Regions from separate parts of the Mus musculus genome. Here region 1 is linked to region 2. The links are chromatin loops, found by intact Hi-C in ENCODE. Cell type or tissue: heart. All regions are shown on one strand. Each heading gives the region's core, and the rest is flanking DNA. Links, peaks and the distances in the headings are about the cores only.

Evidence for each region. Peaks named below come from ENCODE experiments on the same cell type or tissue, not always from the same donor. Only the 100,000 strongest peaks of a DNase experiment are listed, where the experiment ranks them.
Region 1: a loop joins it to region 2, with 7 times the contacts of the local background. A loop is called at or near these places in 17 of 42 quality-filtered maps.

What each region holds. Positions count from the first base shown.
Region 1 is chr11:116,637,903-116,647,312 of GRCm38, forward strand. Cygb (cytoglobin) reads right to left here. Exons shown (of 4, transcript NM_030206.4): 4 at 7,693-9,090. The coding sequence ends at 9,057. Among named protein-coding and RNA genes, the nearest start is that of Cygb, 12 kb to the right of the region's middle. In heart, for the core only: CTCF peaks have their summits at 3,471 (motif pointing left) and 5,523 (motif pointing right); DNase peaks (open chromatin) are centred at 3,449, 5,589, 6,059, 6,839 and 2 weaker places; H3K4me3 peaks cover 1,019 bases; H3K27ac peaks cover 1,549 bases.
Region 2 is chr11:117,051,603-117,061,012 of GRCm38, forward strand. No RefSeq gene overlaps it. Among named protein-coding and RNA genes, the nearest start is that of Gm11728, 16 kb to the left of the region's middle. In heart, for the core only: CTCF peaks have their summits at 5,475 (motif pointing left) and 6,102 (motif pointing left); a DNase peak (open chromatin) is centred at 5,472; H3K27ac peaks cover 214 bases.

The sequences.
Region 1 (9,410 bases), core at 3,195-7,194, 410 kb before region 2:
GGTCTCATGGCTAGCTTTTCTTCAGGGGTTAGCTTTTTTACTTTTTCTTTTTGTTGAGATAAGATCTCAACCTTGCTGACTGGCACGGGGACCAGGCTGGCCTGTCTGTCTCTGCCTCCTGAGTGTTGGGGATAAAGGTGGGCACCGCCATGCCTAGTTTTTTAGGGACTCACTTCAAATCCCTGGAATTTGCTTCAACCCAGGCTGATCTTGGTAATCCTCTTGTTACCACACCTGGGCTTCTGTGGAGTCTCTTACACACTGTGCTTGTTTGGTGTGTGTGTGTGTGTGTGTGTGTGTGTGTGTGTGTGTGTTTAGCTGTATGACCAGGGTTCTTTGGGCTTACACTTATGACAGATCCTGGGGAAGAGGTGAGCTCTCATATCCTTTATCATAAGCACAAAGCACAGACACCCGGGCCATCCATCGTGGATGATGGAGTCTCCTGACTCTCAGAACTGGCCTGCTTCCTCCAAGAAGACCACGCCTCCAAAACCTCCCCAAACAGCACCACCAACTTGGGACCAAATGCTCAAATGTACAAGCTTACAGGGACACCCTCAGACAAAGCACCATAGGAGGGCACGTTGAGGCTGGAGGTCAATGCCTGCTGTCTTCCTTGACCTGGAGCACGCTAATCCCACTAGACTGGCTGGCCAGCAAGCCCCGGGGACATTCCTGCCCCATCTAGCATTGGGGTTATAGGCGTGCTGGGGTTGCAGCTCAGGTCCTCCTGCTTGTGTGGCTGTCAACTGAGCCATCTCCCCAGCCCCTATATATGGTTATTGTCCCCATGTACGTAAGGAATGTCCCCATGAATGTAAACCCACTCACTGCACAGTCCCGGGAGACATCTTTCTGATTCCCCAAGAGTCTTACTAAAGCCATTAGGTAGGATGTAAGCCTGACTTGATAGAATGTGTAGGTAACACAATTCTGGGCAAATGCAAAAGGTTGGGGGGGGCGTGGCAGGGAAAGATGGGAGGATTCTGCACCTGTCACTTCTGGGACATCGGATTCACCCGTGATGTCTGTTGTTCTGGCCTTGACAATTCCAGTGCTTCAGGCTGGATTCTGCCTGCTTCTTAGACATGATCGTTGTGTGGTTTCTTTTCCCCTAGATTTCTTGTACTGATCGTACAGCACCTTTGACGATCCTGCTGAAGTCTATTAAAGCTGCACATAAGGATGTAAAGGACTATGGGACTGGAGAGACGATGGCCCAGTGGTTAGAGCACCGGTTGCTCTTGTAGAGGACCTGGGTTCAGTTCCCAGCACCTGTGTTGGACACCCTCTTCTGACCTCCTAGGGTGCCAGGCACACATGTGGTATACAGACACACTTGCAGGCAAAACAGTCATGCACATTTAAAAAAATGTATTTTTAAAAACGATAAGGTGTGGTGGTTTGACTATGCTTGGCCCAGGGAGTGGCACTATTAGAAGGTGTGGCCTTGTTGAAGGAAGTGTGTCACTGTGGGGGTGGGCTTTGAGAACCTCCTCCTAGCTGTCTGAAAACAGTCTGCTCCCGGCTTCTGTTTGATGAAGATAGAGAACTCTTGGCTCCTACAGCACCAGGCCTTCCTGGATGCTACCTTGCTTCCTGCCATGATGATAAGGGACTGAATCTCTGAACTTGTAAGTCAGCCTCAATTAAATATTGTCCTTATAAGAGTTGCTTTGGTCATGGTGTCTCTTCACAGCAATGTAACCCTAGCTAAGGCATAGCATTTTGCTATATAGCCCAGACTGTCCTAGAACTCACTAGGTAGCCCAAGCTGGCCTGGAACCTGTGGTAATCCTCTCACCCAAGTCTACCAAATTGTAGGAATTATGGTGTGAGCCATCATGATGGGCAGATCGGGGCCTTTATGAAAGAGCCCCTGAAACCCGGGATGGTGGTGCACGCCTGCAATGGAAGAACTTGGGAAGATGAAGGCAGGCGGATCAGGGTCACAGGGAAGGAGCATCCATGAACTAGAAAGTGTTCCCACTGCACACACAGCAAACATGCTGGTCCCCTGATCTTGGGCTCCCTAGATCCCCAGATGGTAAGACATATATCCCAGTGCTTAGCACATTTGATCAGTGCCCACATGGGCAGGGCACTCCTCTTGTTTTCCTATGGACGCCCCTTGCCCTCTTTCCATCTGATTCTTCTCCACCCTTTCTTGACAAGGCTCTCATTGGTGCAGACCAAGGCTCTCATTGGTGCAGACCAAGGCTTCTTATTGGTGCAGACTGCCCCCTGACACCATCCATGTATTCTTGGGCTCATCTCTTCTGTACTCTCACCACCGTTGCCCCCCACCCCCACGAAGGCTTTCTTCCAAGGCAGCCTTGTCAGGGCTTAAGGTCCCCACCCCGCCATCTGTCTGCAAAGCAGTAGATGCTAAGCTCTAACACAGCTTCAGGGCCTCTGCCCTCTCCCTGGTCCTCCTTCTCCCTCCTCCCCCCCTCCCAGAAGAGGACATGGTTTCCTCTGGTCTCCTCGTTGATCCCATCCGGTCCTGAGCTGAAATCCCAGCCTTTGCACCTCTGAGATGCTTGTGTTGGGATGAAGGATCCAACTGCACGGAACTCATGCGCAGACCCGCTCTTGATGGCTATTTGGCTATTTCCCTTGGAAATGATAAGCCCGAAGTCACCTCTGCTCTCCTCTGTCACCCCCACCCCCACCCCACATCAGGAAACATGTTAAATCAGCCTCAAAATTTAATCTCAAAGCTGAATGTCATGGAGGGTCTGTATGATCTTATCATTTCAGAGGCTGAGGGAGAAGGGCTGAAAGTTGAAGACCAACCTGGACCAGTGAAGACACAGTGAGATCCTGTCTCAAATAAATAAATAAATATTAAAAAGACAAAGAAAACCGTTCTTGGATGTGCTGTCTCTGTCTCTTACCATCTCCATTGCTAACCCTCTGTCTAAACATCGGCCTTCTCTGCCATGTGTTTGGGAATCTGGTCACATGACCTTGCAGCAGCAAGCCCCAAGTGTCAAAGGTGAGGCATTAGGACCAAGGGTCTTGAGGGGTGAGCTCATCCCCTCAAGTCTCCCAAGGTATGGCCACCACAGTACTCAGCCAGGCTTGTTCTCGAAACACCCAAAGAACGTACTTTCACAGAAAGGCTGTGAAGGAAGGTTCTGGAAGGGAGGTCAGAGCAGCCTGAGAGAAACAGCACCACCTCCATTGGTGAGAAGATGGGTCAGGGGTTGTTGCCCTGTGGTGGGGAGAGAGCTGAGGCTGAAGAGAATCAAACTGTGAAGAATGAGGACTCCAGTGGGATCGGTCAGGTAAGGGTCTCTGTGACTGAGGAGACCACGGGCTTGATTCCAGGCCACAAAAGCCCCTCACCTGGGACTGGAGAAATGGTTCAGTGGTTAAGAGCACTTGCTGTTCTTGCAAAGAACCAGTTTGGTTCCCGCTACTCACCCCTGTCTGTACTCCAGTTCCAGGGTATCTAGCGCCCTCTTTTGGCCTCCTCGGGCCCTGCATGGGACATGGACAACAGGAGGTACCATGTTTGGTTGTTGGTCTTAATGACTTTGCAAAGCTGTTGTGTCTCCAAGAAGAAAACAAACACTTATGCAGGTCTCTCTCTCTCTCACTTTCTTTTTCTTTTTTCCTTCCTTCCTGCCTTCCTGCCTTCCTGCCTTCCTCCCTTCCTCCCTCCCTCTCTCTCTCCCTTCCTTCCTTCCTTCCTTCCTTCCTTCCTTCCTTCCTTCCTTCCTTCCTCTCTCCTTCCCTTCCTCCCTCCCTCCCTTCTTTCCTTCCTTTCTTCCTTCCTCCTGCTCTTTCTAAAAATGCACTTTAGTGGCATCTAAACGTGGGCAGAGTGGATGTACTGAGATTGGGGTACCGAGGAAGAGTGAGGTGTTAGACTGTCCTTTCCTTGAAAACAGAGAAATATGGGCTCTGCTGGACAGCTGTACGGAGGCCCTGGCAGAGAGGCCAGCATATGGGCCAGGTTGCTGGGCACCACTCTCAGTTCTTGGCAAGGTCTGAAGGTGGCAGCCATAGGTGTTGCCAGCTGAGCTCCTGGGCCTCCTTGAAGCTGTTGGTGAAACAGGCACAGGTCACCTTCCCAGGCTGCTGGAAGAGCATGAAGCCAAAGCCACACAGGCAGGCCTGAAGTCTGTTGTTGCTGTCTTCCTAAACTGCCCTTTGACCTGGTTGCATCAAACTGGGCACCTTGGTTAAGGCCCAGCAGAACTTCTACTCTCCCTGCCCTGGGCAGGCCTGGGGCACAGCAGATCCCCTCTTGTTTACAGGCAACGTGCCAATGGAGAACAGCATTGGATTATTTATGTTGGCCAGCCCCTAAGGTGAGGCCGCCTGCCATAGTTGACTTTCTATTGCTCTGATAAACATCATGACCAAATCAACCTGGGGAGGAAAGGGTTTATTTCAATCCTTCATAAACGGAAATCAAGGGCTGGTGAGATGGCTCAGCAGTTAAGAGCACTGACTGTTCTTCTGAAGGTCCTGAGTTCAAATTCCAGCAACCACATGATGGCTCACAACCATCAGTACAGCTAAAGTATACTGATATACATAAAATAAATAAAATAAATATTTAAAAAAATTAAAGCTACCAACAGTTCAATAAAGGGAAGTCAAGGCAGGAACCTGGAGGCAGGAGCTGATGCAGAGGTCGTGGAGTGTGCTGCTTCCTGGCTGGCTCCTCATGGCTTACTCAGTCTGCTTTCTTCTCATTGCTTTTTCTTTGTTTTGTTTTGATAGAGAGTCTCTCTGTGTAGCCCTGTCTGTCTTAGAGCTCACTCTGTAGAACAGGCTGGCCTTGAACTCAGAAATCCACCTGCCTCTGCCTCCCAAGAGCTGGGACTGAAGGCGGATGGCACTGCTCACAGTGGGCGGGGTCCTTCCACACCAATCCCTAATCATGAAAATGTCACCCAGGCTTGCCCACAGGCTCTCCCCAGATGACTCCAGCTTGTGTCAAGTTGACAAAAGCCAACTGCAAAGTTTCCTGTTTGGTTTTTTGAGACAGGGTCTTACTGTAGCCTAGGCTGCTTTTGCGTTTAAAGTGGTCCCCTTTTGTCAGCCTCCCCGAGTGCTGCATAGGCTTCCGTGTTCTCCCCCACCCTCGCCATCCCCTCTCCCCAGCTTCTCTCATTTCTTTTGTTGTGTATAGGACAGAGGGCAACCTCAGATATAGTCTCTCTGGAGTCACCCACTTCTGTTATGAGACACAGTCTTCCTCCAGGGACCTGGGGCTCATCAGTTAAGCAAGGCTGGTCAGCAAGCCCCAGGGATCTGCCTGCGTTTCTAAGCAAGGGTCACCACAGCCCTTTTTTGTTTGTTTGTTTGTTTGTTTTTGTTTTTTCTGCATCTTCTGCTTTTTATTGCATTGTGTTGAGATTCCTGTGCTTGAGGAAAGCTCTTGGAGTCTGCATCATCTCAGGTCCCAGTAAGGCTGCCTCCCTTATGGTGTAATGTGGAGCCAGGAAGCTGGCGGGCTAGAGATGGATGCTTTCTTGGATGAAGTTCCTGGATAGTGCCAGCAGGGGTCGCTGTGGAGCTGTACTGGGGGCCTCTTTGTCAGGGAAGAGGTGGCAGTCTCCTTGTGATGCTCCCCGCTCGCTCGATGCCCACACCCCCCGTGGCTCTCAGCTTGATCTCGCCAGGGGGAGCTGACCCAGTTGCTCTGCCTCTCACTAAGAAGGCTGACTACTTGTAGAACACAGGACAAAAGCCCAGGCATCGTCCCTGCACAGGCCTAAAACCAGGAGTCGCCTGCACCCCCCCCCCCCTATTCCTTCAGCATCCCCGGTCCGTGGGGGGTGATGGTGCACGTCCTCTCTAGAAGGTAGGGATCAGGGAGAGTTCTCAATAGCAGGTTCCAGGATAGCTCCAGATTTCCACCCACGCCATTCTCAAGACTTGTGTGGGGAGGCCTTTTCGGAGATGACGCTCTATCTTGACCTGCTGACACTCCACCAACCAGCTCTGGCTGGACCTCAGGGATCAGGAGGCTCAGAGGCTCCCGGCCTTTTCTTGTTGCCATGGTACACCCCCCACCCTTCTCCATCTCCTCCCAGTGTCTCTCACGGGATTCCTGCTCAGCGGCTCAGTTTGTCCTCGGCTCTCCTGGTTCTCAGAGTCTGGCCAGCCCGCCCCGTTCCGAACACCTTTCTTGCACCCCGCCCCCATGCTCCTCCCACTGTCTTGCAAGGCCGACTTTTGCTTAAAGGAATTAACATTGTGTCTTGCTTTGTAGTCCTTCTTCCTCGGCCTCTCCAGTGTTGGGAGCATCACCACACCGGGCTTCCTATTTTCAAATGGAAGCTCTGAAAGATTTGCTCTCTTGCCCAGAGTCACACAGCAGCGCCGCCGACTGAGTGTGAACTCGGAGGCCACCAGTCTGGCATGCTCTCTCTCTGGAAAGGCCTGGCCTGCGCTGCCCTCTCAGCACCCTGCATCCTCCTCCGGTTCCCGGCTCACTCTTGGCCCGTGTGTTTGTGTTGCTTTCTAAGACTGCTATTTATTTATTCTTTGGATTTCCAGCGAGTTCTCTGCTGTGCCAGGCGCCCAGGAGATGAAGAGAGGAGCGGCCTACATTCAAGTGCAGGAACTGGGAGACAAGACTTTTCCCCTTGTTAGCTGAGTCCTCTCAGACAGCCTGAAGCCCTCCCAAGGGGCAGAAGCGGTTTCCGGTTCTCCTGTACCCCTCCCTATGGTGACCTCCTTGGTTTCTCCTCAGAGACTTGATGCTGCTGTTGTGACCATTGCTATGGGGGGATGGACAGGCCTTGCTCAGCGGGGCTTGGGAAGAGTTTCTGGGCTGAGAGCTTAGGGTTGAAGGTTAATTCCAGCAGGGCTCCTTTTCTGCTGTACCCAAGGGCTGATCCCGGAAGCATCGGGGCCTATTCAGCATCTCGAGTGAAATGTCTGTGCGCAGGCCTAGAAGGTTGAGGTTTAATTTTTGGCTATGTCACTAGTGTACACGACCAGGGCCCGTCTGCATGGACAGCTGGACAGTACTCCCACCCCACCCCTTTTTGAGGCAGGGGCTTATCATGTAGCCCAGGCTGTCCTCTGACTTGTAATCCTCCATTCCCCGTCTGGTGGGTGCTCAGATGACACATGTGTGCTACCAAGCCCAGCTCTGACAACACTCCCTTTATCCCACACTGACCCTGTCCTTGCCAGATTTCCTGGACAAAATCCAAAAGGCACTGATTTATTTATTTATCTATTTATTTATTTATTTATTTCTGGAGATTAAACCTAGGGCCTGGGTATGGCCAGGCCAATGTTCTTGCCCTGAGCTGGACCCTCAGCTTTCTTTATTTTTTATTTTGAGATAAGGACTTACTAAGTGGCTCAGGCTGGCTTTAAACTTGTGACTTACCCCCACCCCCACCCCCACCCCGCCTCAACCTCCCAAGAAAGCTCTAAACCAGATAGTCCTAGCTTCTCTGAAGTTTTAGTAAGACAGACCCATCCCTTGCTCCTATAAAATCCAACTTCTGCCCTTTTTTTCTTAGCCTCTGAGCAATCGACAGTCCAACTCAGAGTGCCCCACCCAGGAGCAGCTAGAGCCAGCACAAGGGAAGGGGTTCCCTCAATGGAACTGTTTTCAATGAAACCACCCTTAGCTAGAACTGCTGAGGGGAGAGAGGGGTGACGGCAGGTCCAGGAGGAAAAGATCAAGCAGAGGCCAGAGACAGGAAGAACAGACCTGGTTTAATGACACAGCTGGATCTGGTTACAAACATCAGAAACTACAAAAGACAGGCAGTTACAGGAAGGCTGTGCGAGGGTGGGACCAGAGGGGACGCAGGCACGGTAGCCACAGCAGTAAGACATCTTCCAGGACAGTACACGTGACCAAGGGGTACACACGGGGTTCCCAGCAATGTTAAGGAGACTATGTGGAGAGGGTGAGCAGGTGGCCCCAGAGGAGGGCAGGAGAGAGAGGCCCTGGTCTGCTGAGGGGTGTGAGGACAGCCCCCGTCCTGTGGCCTGGCTGCTGTCTGAAGTGAGCAGGTGAGGCTGACATTCTAGGGCTCCACACTGAGGCTGCCCCTCACCCCCACCCCCATATACCGGACACATACACTGGCCAACATCCCATTGGGATCTCCTGAACTCTTGGTGTGTGCCCTGATCCTTGCCCTTTCCAGGACAAGCCAGTCAGGCAAACCCTTGGGGAGGGGAGGGGAGGGGAGGAGAGGAGAGGGGAGCCAGATCTTTATGTTTTTTTTTTTTCTTCCGTTTGACCCGAGGTCTTCCTGTGTAGCCCCAGCTAGCCTGAAACTCACCACCGTGGAGACCAGGTAGATGACCACCTGACCTCAGACGCAACGATTGTCCTTCCTCCGCCTCCCAAGCTCTGGGATTCTCTTGTTTTGTGGGGGTAGGGCAGGAATGCAGGGCACTGAGCTGTAGGAGCAAGCTGACTCACCCCAACTCTCCCACCTGGCCCCTCCTCTTGTGCTGTTGCCAGCTTTCACCCTGCTCCCGGTAGAGCTGCCCAGAAAGATGGCCAGGACTCTTCTGGCCTCCCACGGCTGGGCAAGACCTAGGCTTCTGGGCCTGCAGGCGCACTCGATAGATATGTACGTGTGTGTTATATATATTTATATATAGATAGTATATAGAATATATCTGTGTATATGGTAGATGTGTGTGCGTGATGCTCTAGAGATGGCGAGGAGAACCTGCATGCTGGCGGGCAGAGTGAAGCAGGGATAGTTCCTTTCTGAAGTGACTCACGGGCTTGTCCTCGCTTCCCACCGGCCACTTTGCCAGGTCCCTCTCTAACAGTCAGTAGAAAAAGCTAAGAAGAGTGTGCCCCTGCTGTGAGGCAGAGGGATTCCCCTCTGCTAGATTCAGCATCCAGGGATCCAGCCCCACCTCCCAGTAGCCTGGGGGGACCACAGCCATGATGAAGGCCTCCTTTCGGGAAGTCGAGTCAGGGGTTCCTCCAGCTTCCTTGGCACCCAGAAATGGAAGGTCAATGCGTGTCTTCAGAAGTCGGCCTTCTGCCCAAAGTGCTGCCAGGGAGGGGGGAGCTGGGAGGGGTCTTACGGCCCTGAAGAGGGCAGAGTGGCTGGTGGGCTGTGGATGAGACAGGAGATGAAGGTAACAGGTTACAGGGGTCAGTGGGGAAAGGTGGATGATGGGACACCTGAGGTACCGGGAGAGGTGACTTGGGGGTCTTGGGATGGGACCCTTTCTGCTGAGAGACCCAACACCGCTGCACAACCCCCCATTACCTCCAACCTCACTGTGCTACCTCAAGCCAGTTGGGTGGCCCACAAGGGGCCTGGATCTGTCCCTCTAAAATGCGACCGGCGTCGTATATGCTTGCCCACTGAGGACAGAAGCGATTCACACACTCTACGATGTCACACACTCTACGATGTCACAGGGAGAGC
Region 2 (9,410 bases), core at 3,072-7,071:
TGGGTGTGGTGGCTCAAGCTCTTAATCGCAGCACTTGGAGGTAGAGGCAGGAGAATCTCTGTGAGTTTGACGCTAGCCTGGTCTACAGAGTTAGTTCCAGTGAGGACAGCCAGAGTTACAAAATGAGACAACGACAACAACGATGATGATGATGGAGATGGTGGTGGTGATGATGATGACGGCTAGAGAGATGCTTCAGCAGTTGAGAGCACTGACTGCTCTTCCAGAGGACCCAGGTTTAAATCCTAGCACCCACATGGCAACTCACAACTGTCTGTAGCTCCAAGCTCTGACACCCTCACACAGACAGGCAAAACACTACTGCACACAAAATAAAAATAGATATTTAAAAATAACTACATGGGAAGCATTATAAGCTCTGACCTCCATGCTGGCTCGTCTGTGCCAACTTGACACAAGCTAGAATTATCTAAAAGGATGGAGCCTCAGTTGAGAAAAGGCCACCATAAGATCCAGCTGTAAGGCACATCCTTAGTTAGTGAGCAATGGGGGAGGGCCCATCCCAGGGCTGAGCAAGCCATGGGAAGCAAGCCAGGAAGCAGCACCCCTCCATGGCCCCTGCCTCCAGGTTTCTGCCCTGTCTGAGTTCCTGTCCTGACTTCATTTCACAATGAACAGTGATGTGGACGTGTAAACCAAATAAGCCCTCTCCTCCCAAGTTGCTTCTTGGTCATGGTGTTTTATCACAGCCATGGTAACCCTAACAAGCCATGCATAGTGACGCACGCCTTTAATCACAGCACTTGAGAGGCAGAGGCAGGCAGATCTCTGAGTTGGAGGCCAGCCTGGTCTGCAGAGTGAGTTCCAGGACAGCCAGGGCTACACAGTGAACCCCTGCTCAGGAAAAAAAAAAAGATAAAGAAATAAACCCTAACTAAGACAACCTCTGGGCTGGAGCGATGGTTCAGTGGTTAAGAGCACTGACTGCTCTTCCAGAGGTCCTGAGTTCAATTCCCATCAAGCACATGGTGGCTCACAACCATCTGTAATGGGATCCGATGCCCTCTTCTGGTGTGTCTGAAGAGAGTAACAGTGTATTCATATACATAAAATAAACAAATATAAAAAAACTAAGACAACCTCTGACCTCCAACCTCTGACCTCCACATACAAATATACACCCACATTTATGCATCCACATGTGTCTTGCGCGCGCTCGACTGGCCAGGAAGAACGACGCTGCAACAGGATCCTTCTGCACACGTTTATTGGGAGAGCTTGATTGTAGAGGTGAAAAGACCCCGAGCCCAGAACTGGTGCTGCTTTTATAGGCCTAGGAGAGGCGTGTCTCACACCCGGATTGGTTATGCACTAAGCCTCATTTGCATGTTCCTCATCTGATTGGCTACTCTCTCTCTCTCTCTGTACCTCACAGAGCCTCATTATCATACCTCATTTGCATGTCTCACATCTGATTGGCTACTCTCTGTACCTCACAGAGCCTCATTATCATACCTCATTTGCATGTCTCACATCTGATTGGTTATACTCTCAAAGCCTCATTATCATGCCCAGGCCAGGCAGTGTCTTTGCAAAAAACTTTACTGCATATGTACACATTGGTTGTTTGTCCAAACTTATGCGTGGTGGCCAGCAGTAGTCAGTGCCACTCTGCAACGGCACATGTGGCTTCCCACACATGTGCATATGCATACGTGCACACCAAAACAGATATACAACACCCACACACACACATGCACAGAACCTCTTTGACCCTCAGTCCTCCTTTGTCTGGGACACAGAATGGAAAGCGCCTGTGTTTGAAAAGATTCCCTCAGGTGCTCTGACAAGTTACCTGTACAACTTAAGGCAACACCGATGTGTCTGTCACAGGTCAGAAGTCCAGGCTGTTGCCCTTCTCCCATCCCTGTTATTTTACAAGGTCAAAATCAAAGTGGTGGCCAGGCTGGGCTCTCATTGGTAAGTGCTGGAAACAACCCATTTCCCATGTCTTCCGTTATCACCACATGCAGCTCTTGAAGTCAGAGAGCTGAGACCGCTCTTTGCACCAGCTGTGAGCTGGGGATCCGTCCCTGAGCACCCCCCTAGCTCCTCACAGACCAATCTTGGGCCGCCTGTGGCAGTAACAAGCGGAGTTCCTGTCACAGAGTCTCTGCTTCCCTCTTCAGATTCTGCTCTGGAAACATTCTCTACTTAAAAGATTATTAATTTACTTCTATGTTTACATTTGGGTATTTATCAGCGTGTGTGTGTATGTGTGTGTGTGTGTGTGTGTGTGTGTGTGTGTGTGTAGAACCTGTAGAGGCCAAAGGGGGGGAACATTGAATCCCCTGGAGCTGCCATGTGGGTGCTGGGAACTAAATCTGGGTGCTCTACAAGAGCAGAGATTGCTCTTAACCACTGACCCATCTCTCCAGGTCCAAAGTCCTCCACTTTCAGGACTGGCTTGTGTGATTAGACGACTGACCTAAAAGGCCTCCTACATAAAGGTCTCCAATCTTTTTCTTTAAAGATTTATTTATTTATTATATGTAAGTACACTATAGCTGTCCTCAGATACTCCAGAAGAGGGCATCAGATTTCGTTAGGGATGGTTGTGAGCCACCATGTGGTTGCTGGGATTTGAACTCGGGACCTTCTATAGAGCAGTTGGCGCCCTTAACCACTGAGCCATCTTGCCAGCCCAAAGGTCTCCAATCTTTATAACACCCTACACTCCCTTTGCCATAAGCAACATTCAAGAGTCCCCCAAAGCCCCTAAGCTTGTTTTCCTTTGGTTTGAGATAGTATCTCATGGGTCCCCTGAGTCTACTCTGAGCTTAGGAGCCCTCTGCTTTGGCCTCACAAGTGCTAGGGTGATAGGTGTCCCTGTACCTAGCTGCCACCCTCGCTCAGGTTTGTTTGTTTGTTTATGTATATGATGCTTGCCTGCACATGTGTGTGTGCATTGCATGCCTGACAACCTCAGAGCCAGATGTTTCTGTTGGATCAACAGTCAAAGGAAGAAACCCTGGGGCTGTCTCCAGATGGCAGTCAAGGCATCGCCACTGTCCCCTCTGACAGGAGTATGACCCAGTGCCCATCACATATTTGTTGACACACACACAAGGAAGACAGCAGGGAGCTCATCCAACATGTGCTATTCAGAGCGTAGCCCACCACCACTTCCAGACCTCTGGAGGTCAAGCCAGCTCCGTGTGACCCAAGGCCCTCGCCACAGGAGAGGAGCTACCCAGGGTGACCCAAGGCTCTGAATAAGCAAAGTACTTCCAGCAGACAAGCAATCCAAGAGCCACACAGAAGGAATCAGCTCTCTGAGTCCCAGACTGCAGACCCTGTAGCTAACTTAATGCAAGTCCCCAGATTGGGGTAGGGACATCTGTAGGAGGAGGTATGCTGTCAGTCACAGTGACAACTCGTCTTCTGGGAGTTTATAGAGCAGTCACCATTGTTGGTCTGGTGGGAACTTAGAGCACGGCGCCTTCCAAAGTTACAGGCTGCTGTGAGCTGCTGGGTGCTGGAATTGAACTCCAGTCCTCTGCAAGAGCAGCATACTGTCCCCCTGCAGGGCCACCTCTCCAGACCCTCATGTCACCATCTCTTGTTGTCACACTGAGATTCTGGACATTTTCTGAGCATCTTTCTAATCCTCAGTGGCCTCAGGACCTGCTCTGAGCCCTGACCCCGGGCCTAACTTATAATACTCCCATACTCCATTTTAGTTTCTGAATCTCAGTTTCTCTTCCTTTTGCTTCCTGTCTCAGGGGTTGCCGTGAGACCGGAACTGCACACAGGTGCATGAGAGTGTCTGCCCCTCACACGCACTTGATAGCTCTGCCATATTGCTCAGTTAAGGATTTGTCGTCAAAGGCTTCTCTAACCATCCCCTTCGGCTTTGTCTCATTGTCGGCTCCCAAAGCCCCCAAAGTGTCTCACTTTTTTTTGTTGTTGTTGTTTTTTTTTTTGTTTTGTTTTGTTTTTTTCGAGACAGGGTTTCTCTGTATAGCTCTGGCTATCCTGGAACTCACTTTGTAGACCAGGCTGGCCTCGAACTCAGAAATCCGCCTGCCTCTGCCTCCCGAGTGCTGGGATTAAAGGCGTGCACCACCACACCCGGCGAGTCTCACTTTTTTAAAAAAAGATTTATTTATTATTTATTCTATACATAAGTACACTGTAGCTGTCTTCAGAAACACCAGAAGAGGGTGTCAGATCTCATTATGGGTGATTGTGAGCCACCATGTGGTTGCTGGGATTTGAACTCAGGACCTTCGGAAAAGCAGTCAGTTCTCTTACCCCCTGAGCCATCTCCCCAGCGATGGAGTTGATCTTGTCTCAAGGAAGGCTTGTGAGTCTATAGTAATTGAGGATTCTCCCAATGTAACAAAATCTAGGTTAACAAGTCTGGAGGGTTCCTGAGTAAAGGATACTGTATCGGAGACCAGGCAGACTGACTTACTGCACCCCCATCCAGCCACACCACACTCCTGCAACTCTCCCGTCCCCACCCCTCACACACACACAGAAGAGACATAAACAAGAAAAAGGGAGAAAGCAAGAAAGGACTCACCGACTTCCACCCTATGGAACAAGCACACCTCCCAGAGCCCCAGAGGTCCCATGGTGACCTGCTGCTGTCATCCCTCCTCCTGCCACCCCTCCCCCCTCCCCCACCCTGACTCAATGTCCAGTGCCCCTAGCTAGGTAACCACTCCCCACCTCCCTCTCTTGTAAAATGCTTGGGGCTCTGGAAAGCTGCCTTATCAAAATGGTGAGTTGTAATAGTGAGCTTTAACTGTCAGCTTGACACCAGGCTGCCTGTGAGCATGCAGGGGTGTGTGTGTCTTAATTAAGTTAACAGATGTAGGAGACCCAGCCCACTGTGAGCAGCATCATTCCCTAGGCAAGGGTCCCAAACTGTATAAAAGTGGAGAAATCAGGCTGAGCACAAGCAAGCAAGTGTGCAGATGTGTGTTTGTTTCTCTCTGCTCTTATCTGAGGATATGCTGTGACCAACTGAAGCTCCTGCCTCCTTGACTTCCATTGAAGGGTACACTGTAACCTGGAATCACAAGCTAATACAGCCCCCTTTCTCTCCTAAATTTTAGCCCAGCAACAGAAATGAAATTTGAATGTAGATGAACCCTTGTCCCTTCAAGAAACTCTCTTCCCCTTTTTTGTGCACCGGGACTTGAACTTGGAGGGTTTCATACTCTGAGCTGTCCTCTCTCTATCGGCCAGAGCCGGTTACGATACACTAAGATTTCCTATCTCCAGTCAAGCTCCCAGCCATCCTGACTGCATAGACTCTGTGGTCCCTCTGTCTAGGTCCCTGAGAGCGTACTAACCTTAGCATCCTAGTCTTCCTCCCCCAAAGATGACACCACCATCACCCCTGGGGTTTTCTGGGTCTTCCTCCAACCATAATGGTACTCACTGCCCTTTCAAAACTAGGACCGCTTTAACTTCGGTCTTTACTGCCATCTAGTGGCTGTAAGGTTCCCTGCAGGGAGGAGGATTTAGAACAGAGGTTCCTGGGACAAAGCCGCCTCTACTAGGATTCAAGGCACAGAAATCAGTGTGCAAGCCTAACAGTGCAACTGGCTCGGCCTTCACAGCCCAGGCCCTCTGGGCAGGGCGCCGGGGGCTCTGTCTCCTCGCTGAGCCCGCTTTAACCCACTCCGCACTCATGCCCACAGTGCCAAGTCTAGAGTGGCTTTAGTATTGAACACACCCCAGGAAAGGACATAACCTCTCTGTTCCCAGTGTGTTGGGGGGGGGGGTGAATTTGGGAGGCAGGGAGCTAATCAGACAGTTCATGCAGCCGTTCAGTCAGAAATATTAATCAAAAACCCGGGGAAATGGCTTAGTCCATAAAATACTCGCTACCCAAACTTGGCGACCTGAGTTTGATTCCAGCACCCCTGCACAAAGCCAGACCTGCCTGGTCTCCATGAATGCAAAGGCCTGGCTTGTGTGAGTTTGTCTCCTGGTGCTCGCTGTCTTACCAGAAGGTAGTAACAGAACAGCTTAGAGCAGCAGAATGTATTGTCTCATCGTTCTGGGGACCAGAAGTCCAAATTCCAAGTGCCAGCAGGGTGGCGCCATCTGGAGGCTGTGATGGGCGTTCTGAGCTTCCAGTGCAGGTTGTCTCCTTGTAGAAGCGTTAGTCCCATCTGTTACCTCTTGTACATCCCCAAGTGTCTGCTTCTTCTCTAAGGATACTGTGACATCTGATTGGGCCCCACCCACTCCAACATGACCTCCTGTCCTGGCTAGTTTTATGTCAGCTTGACACAAGCTAGAGTCATCTGAGAGGAGGGGACCTTAATTGAGAAAATGCCCCCATAAGATCCAGCTGTAAGGCATTTTATTAATTAGTGATTGATGGGGGAAGTTCCAGCCCAGTGTGGGTGTTGCCATCCCTGAGCTGGTGGCCCTGGGTTCTATAAGAAAGCAAGCTGAGAAAGCCACCATGAACAAGCCAGTAAGCAGCTCCCTCCATGGCCTCTGCATCAGCTCCTGCCTCCAGGTTCCTGCCCTCTCTGAGTTCCTGTCCTGGCTTCCTTCAGTGATGAATAATAATGTGGATGTATAAGCCAACATAACCCCTTCTTCCCCAAGTTGCTTTGATCATGGTGTTTTATCACAGCAGTAGAAACCCTGAGACCCTCCCCTTAGCTTGACTCCACCTGCAAATGACTCCATCTTCTCCAAATAAGGTCCCACTCTCAGGAATCAGGGGTTAGAACCGGACATATCTTGTTTATGTTTTTTTTAACACTTATTTAGTGGGATGTGTGCATGCGTGTGTGTGTCTGTGTGTGTGTGTGTGTGTGTAGGATACCTTGCAGGAGTTGGTTCTCTCCGTCCACTGATGTACCTATGATGTAGAACCGCCTCATCTACACCAGCGATGCACCTTTTGAGAAAGTGGTTCCCCCGGCACCAGCCCTCAAAGTGAAAGCTCTCATCTCCTGCAGTGTTCTCCAGCCCTGACCTGTGCCCCACGTGGGTTTCCTCAGCCTTAGTCACAGCCAAGCATATCTGCTTTGGGACTTCCACATAAGGTTGGTCTGCTCCTACCTTTGAAGGATGTGTGCCTTTAATCACCACACGGAGCTCCTTAATTACCCACCCCAGAAAGACAGTGACGTCCCTGATACATGCAGGACACATCCCAGGGCCAGTCCCCAGACACCTGACATCTCTGCTGGACTCATGGCTCCCCCATGGGGATCTCTGGTGGACTCATGCTTCAGTTTGTTGTGGGGACCTTAGAAGAGGGGTAGACATTGTTTACAGTTCCCCAAGGAAAGAATTCTCACAGGAGAGCTGAGGGCTCCGTAGAGGATTGTAACTATCTCTACCACCTCATCCTTGCTGAGCTAAGCAGGGGAAACTGAGGCAGCCTCCTCCTCCCTCCAGCCCACCAGCTCTTTAGTGGCTGTTTCAGTGTCCTATGGCTATCATAGCTAAGTCTCACAATTGAGATTAAACAATGGATACTGATTTTTCTCAGGATTCTGGAGGCCAGAAGTCCAAAGCTGGGGTCTGGGCAGGGCCTAGTTCTTTTTGAGTCCACTTTCCTTGGCTTGCAGGTAGCTGTCTTCTCCTTGTGTCTCTTCAGATCGTTTTCCCTGTGTGCCTGCGTCTGCACTTCCTCTCTTTCGTGCGCATGTGTAGTCATCTGTGTGCCTCTCTCACTAGTCTGGACTCTCCAAGTTGGGCTAGGCTGCCTGGCAGCAAGCCTGGAGGTCCACGTCCCCCTCCCGTCAGGATTAGAAGTGTGCAGGGCCGCTATCTTTTTTACACAGCTGCCATCTTTTTTACACAGGTTCTGGGGACTGAACTCAGGCCAGCATTTTCCTGACTGAGCCACCCTCCCCAGACCTACGGCCTTCCTGCTAAGAACACCAGTCATGGGATGAGACCCTAAGACATCTTCAGTTGATCACCTCTGTAGAGACTCCGCCCCCAGGGCTGAAGAGGTGATTAAGAGCATGCAGGAGATCTGAGGTCAGTTCCAGCTCATGAGCCCTATACTACAGCTCTAGGGATACCCAGTCCACACACCCACGACGAGTACACACATAATAAAAAAATAAAATAAATCTTATTTTATGCCGGGCGTGGTGGTGCACGCCTTTAATCCCAGCACTCGGGAGGCAGAGGCAGCCGGATTCCTGAGTTCGAGGCCAGCCTGGTCTACAAAGTGAATTCCAGGACAGCCATGGCTACACAGAGAAACCCTGCTTCGAAACCAAAAAAAAAAAAAAAAAAAAAAAATTATTTTATAGCCCCTGTTTCTAAATGAGGTCACACACAGTTCAGGGTCCTAGCAGTCAGGACTCCAACCTATGCATGTTGAGTAGGAGCGGACACATTAGCTTATACCGTTAGTGACATCTTTTCCCTAAAGCCAGAAGGTGCTGTTGGAGCTGCCTCCCTCTGTCACTGCACAAGGCTCTCTGGAACCACCGAACTGGGAGAACGATGCACCCTAGCAGCCAAGTGGCTTGGAAAACGCATTTAGGCTCAAACAAAAGGCACCAATTGAACAAAGCCAGCAAGACACAGCACTAATTAGCAGCCACACTTTGTTTCTCCCCCCATCCAGCTGCCTCTGGAATCAGAAAACAACCATTCGAGTGAAAGCCATGAAATTAAAATGCTTTTTAAAAAAACGGGCTAATGTTCTGCGGGACCGTGTTTCCAAGACAGCCTTTGTTCCGTCTTCCGGGCTTTCTCATCAGCAGAAAACACTGTCTTGGATTGACAGGGGCAGGAGAAGATAAGAAGCCAGCCGCGGCCCTGAACACATCTCTGGCAATTTTCTCTTCTATCTTATCGAAACCTCCAAGACACGTTATTTTCATCTGACGTGTGGTTCCAATTTGAGGAAGAAAGGAACCTTTTATCCCTTCCATCCCCACATCTTTTTTTTTTCCTCCCTCCCTCTCCCAAGTCCCGAGGGAAGCTTTGGGGGATGAACATTCTACCACTTGCCAGGGCTTTGGAATCCCAAACTCCTGCCAACAGTGGTGTGGGGACTGATAATCCTCTTTCAACCTGGAACGTCCAAGGTGTTACTATAGTGCACACCGGTGTGCCGTGTGTGGGACCATCACAGCTTGATGGCAAGCAGGTGCGGAGACTCTGCCACCCACTTTCACCCTTCACTTCCGGGTGGACAGCGGGGGGGGGGGGGGGGGGGTGGCAAGAGCATTTAACCTCTGAGCAGCTGCCCTGTTCTATCTCAGGCTCTGCAGGCCACCTGGCGCTAAGGCTCAGCGGGCAAAGACTTAGTGGGCAAAGATCAATGTCTTTTTCAGGCTGCCTCCGGAGCTGTGATTAAAAAGCCCTTTCAAGGTGACGATTGATAGCCCTAAGGCTAGACTGTCCTGCCCCTACTGGAGGACCTCTGG